Linked DNA regions of Mus musculus: region 1 is linked to region 2. Evidence: chromatin contacts called from ENCODE Hi-C or POLR2A ChIA-PET data. All regions are on one chromosome and are shown on one strand. Each heading gives the region's core, a stretch centred on a gene start or an enhancer-like site at or near the end of the contact. The rest is flanking DNA. Distances are from core to core; before and after follow the strand shown. Region 1 holds the start of Lgals12 (lectin, galactose binding, soluble 12). Region 2 holds the start of Plaat3 (phospholipase A and acyltransferase 3).

What was found. A loop is a pair of places that touch in the nucleus more often than their neighbours do. ChIA-PET counts read pairs that join two places held with the same protein, here RNA polymerase II (POLR2A).
Region 1: POLR2A ChIA-PET joins it to region 2 with 11 read pairs in embryonic stem cell. The contact joins the promoter of Lgals12 here to the promoter of Plaat3 in region 2. A Hi-C loop is called at or near these places in 7 of 37 maps with a recorded cell type or tissue (adrenal gland, gastrocnemius and heart). POLR2A ChIA-PET finds 5 or more read pairs at or near these places in 4 of 5 experiments (Patski and embryonic stem cell).

What each region holds. Positions count from the first base shown.
Region 1 is chr19:7,605,754-7,608,453 of GRCm38, reverse strand. Lgals12 (lectin, galactose binding, soluble 12) reads left to right here and starts at 1,261. Exons shown (of 10, transcript NM_001356574.2): 1 at 1,261-1,327; 2 at 1,631-1,792. The coding sequence starts at 1,724.
Region 2 is chr19:7,556,093-7,558,792 of GRCm38, reverse strand. It overlaps Plaat3 (phospholipase A and acyltransferase 3), which reads right to left and starts at 1,334. Exons shown (of 5, transcript NM_139269.2): 1 at 1,229-1,334; 2 at 798-861. The coding sequence starts at 812.

The sequences.
Region 1 (2,700 bases), core at 12-2,511, 50 kb before region 2:
TCAACTGACTCCCAGGTGAAGAAGGTCCCTTTCTTGGTCTGCGGAATGGATTCTTAAGGTATTCTGCAATCGTCCAAGACCCTCCCAGCAGAGACAACTGTATGAGAACAAGGCTGGCTGCCAACCCACAACAGAGGTCCCAGACAACACTTTGATCTTGAACTTCTAGAACAGAGACAAAATAGAGTTCTGTTGTTTACACCCCACCCAATCTGTTGTATTTTGTTATGACAACCCAAGTAAATGAGTGCACCCTCCTCCCTCATTTCCCAGCAGGGCTGATGTGGGGTGGGGGAAGGGCACCACTAGCCTTGGGGACCCAGATCTGACTACAGTGCAGGGCACTATAGCCTGGCTCAACTGGTCTCTCCACCTGCCGTTTCTCCTCCCCACTGTGGCGAACATATCTCTTTCTGAACACACCCAGGATTGGATTTCCCACAGAAACACCTTCAGCTCTCCTGCCACACCTACCCAGCCACAGCTGAACAAACTCCTTGCTTGGCACCCAAAGTGCTTTCAGTTAGAACCCAAGTCAGGGTTTCTCATTAATGCTCAGTAGAATTGCCTGCAAGGCCATTTCCTGGACTTCACTCCCAAAGAGCTTTCTCCAGTAGGTCCCGGGGTGGAGACGCCACAGTTCACCTTTCTGGCAAACTTCTAGGTGGGGAGATCAGGTGAGGTAGACCTGCCCAATCCCTCCGCCAGGCCCCTCACATGGCGCTCTTATCCCTGGAACGACTGTACCAACACCCTGTGTAGCTGACATACCAGGAATTCCCTGCTGCCAAGTCTGACCCCATAGTTAGATCAGGAAACCTCCCAACGTAGGCTAAAGTTGAGGAGTTATGCTATTTTGAAAGAGGAACTTTAACTGGAATCTGAGCCAGGCCTAGAGGCCTCTCCTAAAACAGCAATATGGGTCCAGGCTCAAACACAAAGCCCAGCCATGGTCACCCTTGTGACACCGGGATGAACAAAGGGAGGCTCAAGGAGAAGTGACTTGTGGAAGGACACAGCATGTAAGAGCAGAGGCTGTGTTCCCTCTAGCCAGTGCTGCTTTGTCTGAGACCAAGGGAGCCCTCCTCTGCCTGGCCTTTGTCACTCCACTTTCTTGTGACCCTAGCTGGTCCCTGGCATTTGCAGCTAATGCTGAAATGGCCTCAAGGGACTGAACAACTTGGGGGAAAGGGGAAGAGAGGGGAAAGCAACCAGGGAATGAATGCGGGAGGAGCCAGGAACCTGGGGGCGGGGCCTCTTAAGGAACCTGCACACGTGTACCACCAGCAGCAGCAGCTTCCCTTCCTACTATCCGCTGAAGGCCCAGGTGAGCCCCAGGAAACAAAAGCCCTCGCTGAAATGAGCCGGCCCTAGGCTTCCCTTTGAAGTGGCCAAGTGCTTCAGACACAGACACAGATGGGCTAGTTAGCAAGTCCATGAGTGAGTGCCAGCTACCCGCCCCTGGACGCGCGGGAGTTTCTGCTAGCAGGTCCAGTCCAGCAAAGCTGCTGCTGTACCATCATAGCGGGGGTTGATGTGGTTCCTAGAGGTGGGCCAGTGCCCCTCCCAGGTCGGCTCCAAGAAGCATTAGAACTCCATAGCGAACAAGTAAGACTAACAGCTTGGATAGCTGTTGCAGAGGCTGGGAAAAGTGAGTCCATTCCGTGGGGAATCGCGTTGCTGGAATCAGGATCAGAGGCTGAGTTGAAGTTGCCCCTCCCCCATGTCAACTGACGAACACCTGGACCCGATTCCTGACAGCTTCATCCTGCAGCCGCCAGTCTTCCACCCGGTGAGTAAGCGTAATAAAACGACCAATCAGCTAAATTCCAGCCTGCAAGTGATTGGTCGGGCTTCCAGGATCCTTGCCTATTCAATACGCCTCTTCTGGGATAGATGGCTAGAAGAATGGAGGTGGATTGCTATGAGGGACACTAATGACTAAGGGCAGCCCCTTCTCCAAGCCTGAGGGAAACCCTCCTAGTCAGGGAGAATGTGGATTCCTCTCTCCCTCCCCCTGTTCAGTGCCCAGGAGACTTTCTGAAGCCCAGCCACGTTTTCAGAAGGCCAAACTCCCAGCAGGCACTACCACTAATGAGCACTAATTATTACTTTCCCCTGCTTGGTTCTCTCCTCCTTAGAGACCTCCATCAGAGCAGTTAATTAACACATTCTGCCAAGAGCCTGGGAACTGGAAGCCACTGGGCTGCCTGCCAAGCTGCCATGCCATGTAGAGATCCTGGCCTCTGGCTCCTCCCCCACCCCCACCCCCGCCCCCCAGGTGCCTGAGCAACAGGGCTGAAGCACCTGAAACCTCCTAGGTCCCCACAGCCTGTTGCTTCGCAAGCTAAGACCGCCACCTGGAGGGCTCCTCGGAGTGGTCTGGGCTCTCTGATTGCCACTGGGAGTTGACAAGCCACCTATAAGGGCTGACCCTGTGACACTGCCCCAGGTTCCCCTTCCAGCTTGTCTGCACACCCTCTGTGGAGCACCCACTGTGCTGAGCCTGCTGAAGAGAAAGACAGGGCTCCAATTATCTTATTCAGTGATCCTAATGGAAAAACAGCCAGCCAGCTCCTGTACATGAGGGACCAAGGGCCAAGCTAGCATTGTGAGTGAAGACTCTGAGAACTCAGAAGAGGGAAAGCAAAACGGTGTCAGGATGGAGGAACAGGAAAAAGTGGAAGGGAGCAGACCCAG
Region 2 (2,700 bases), core at 85-2,584:
ACTTGAACTTGATTATAATCCCACACCAGTACTCAGCTGGAGCACAATCCCAAGAGGGTTGTCTGCAAAAACCTGAACCAAATCAACAGTCTTGTTAAAATGAAGAAGACATTTGCCCTGTTCCAATCTCAAGACATCATGGGTTAACAAAGATGCCGGGGGCTGGGATGTGGCTCAGTCGGTAGAGTGCTTGCCTACCATGCAGGAGGGCTTCACAAAACTGGGTATGGGGCCTCACACCTATAATTCCAGCACTCAAGAGGTGGGGGCAGAGAAACCAGAAGGAAGAAACTGTCCTCGCTAAATAGGAAGTTTGAGGCCAGTCTGGGCTACCTGAAGCCTTGTCTCAAAAACAAAAGCAAAACAAAAATCAGAAAGAAAAGAGAAGGGGGGATGGAGGGAAGAAATGAAGGAAAAGCCAGAGCTGAGTGTTTGCTGGCAGCAGGGATGGCCATGGGTCAGCTGACAAGACAAAAATAAGCAGAATCAACTTCAGACATTCGACCCAGGAACCTGCCCAGGGTCCGGGTTTGGTAAGAAGACCCAGCCCCCAACTTCCCCCCCTCTACTGCTTTCTATTGAGCATGTTTCAAGCAGGGTGGCAGCCAACTGCTGAGGCTCAACAGGTGGCAGCTGACCCACAGCTCATACCTGATCCCCCAAGGGTTCAAATGTAGCTTCCTCACTACAAAGCTCCTCTCTTCAAAACAGCGAGTCAGACCCGGAGAAAACAAGAGTCACCATTAAAACACTACACCCATCCCTGGCCCACCCTTGGCTTCTCACGCTGTACTTACTATGGGTGCTAGCATTTTCCAGGATGTGTGAGCTTCAATTTCAGCTTAGCAGCAGCGTGGATGCCTAAGACACAGAGGGGAGCAAAGCTCATTAAGTCTCTAGCAAGTCTCCAGGAGCAGGGTAGCTTTTAGCAGAGCCCTCCAGAAACTTCCACCAAACTTCTCCAACTTTCTCGCTCTCCTCCGCTCTGACCTGAGCTTGCCCTTGAATAGACAAATCCCTCTCTGTAGGGCAGAAGCGGCTCACGGGATCCTTGGTCACCAGCAGGGTTCCTGGCCAGGCAGGCATTCGTGCGCCCCTGGCTCCTTTTCTCCGCGTACGGCGGATGGCAGACAGGTGGCAGCTCTCGCCTGGCTTGTTTACGCAGCCGAAACACTCTCCGCCTCCCAGACAGCCCTCGGGGACCCGCAGAGGCACCCGGGCTTCTCACCTTTGCTTGGGTCCCAGAAAAAAACTCTCCAACCTCCTCGCGCCCCAAGTAGGCAAGTGGAGGCCAGCGCAATGGGGACTGGTTTAATGGCCGCAGAGTCCAGGCTGAGCCAGATCACCCCGCCCCTCCTCCTGTAACTGGCTAATGAGAGCGTCGCCAAGGGCATGCCACTACTCAGTAGTCACTTAGATGCCTCCCTCCCGCTGCGTTCCCGCCTCTCTGCTCCTCTGCCCCAGATTCCCCAGCCCTTGACAGCCTATACACACTCCTCATGGAAGAACATGTTATGTCGAATTACATTTAATCTTTGTACATGAATCATACCAAAAGGCTATTTTTTAAGAGTAATACATGCCTGAAATCCTAGCATTTGACAAGCTGAAGCAGGAGGATTGCCATAAGTTTAAAGTTAGCCTGAGCTACTGTTTGAGATCTTCTCTCCAAAATAATAATAATAAATAATGATGATGATGATGATAATAATAGCCAGATGTAGTTGTTTATGCCTTTGTTTCCTGCACTCAGGAGGCAGAGGCAGGCCCATCTCTGTGAGGCTAGCTCCACATAGTGAGTTCCAAGGGTGCCAGAGCTATGCAAAGAGACCTTGCCTCAAAAATCCAAAATATAATAATAAAAATAAAAATAATGACAACAACAGTAATGTGGGGTTGAGGAGCTGGCTCAGGGGTTGAGAGCACTTGCTGCTCTTGCAAAGGGCCCCGGATGGTTCCCAGGATCCACATGGTGGCTCACAACCATGATTAACTCAGTTCCAGGGGATCCAATACCTTCTTTTGACATTGTTACTCATGAGGTACAGACCTGGTACATGTGCACACATACTGACAAAACACACATAGAGAAGACAGCTTGCACAGGGGTTTCAGCCAATAGAAAGTCTTTATTAGCCTGGCTGTCAACTACAGTGGGTGTTCAGTGTAGCACTTAGCTTTTCTCAGAGTGAGCTTTTAAACACAAAAACCATGTTCTGGGTTGGCATTCTTCAGTTAACAAGAACAGTTAGCCAAAAGCAGGCTCACAGAAGCCAAAAATAAGATTAGTACACCTGGCCTCTGTTTTAGCTTTGGCAGGTGGTGCTGTCTGCCTGAATGATACTTCCATCATGGAGTCAGTTGTGCTAAAGTCTTGGGGCCCACTAAGTCTGAAGCTCTGTTACACTCATAAAATAAATCTCAAAACATTTTTGTAATTGAAGGAGTTAAAAAAATACACTCCCTGGCATTTTGATTGAGGAACATGAAATATGTAATTTCTTTTGATTTCCTTTTCAATATTCAGAGATTACTTTATTCGTGTTTGAAATCAAATCCATGAACATAAAAGGTTAGATGTTTAAAACAGTATATTACCATTGCACAAATGAAAAAAGAAAAAGAAGCATTCTGGACAAACATGGCTACTGTTCATTTCTGTACAGTGTTCTTTTCTCTTTCTTAAAAGCAGAAGATGAG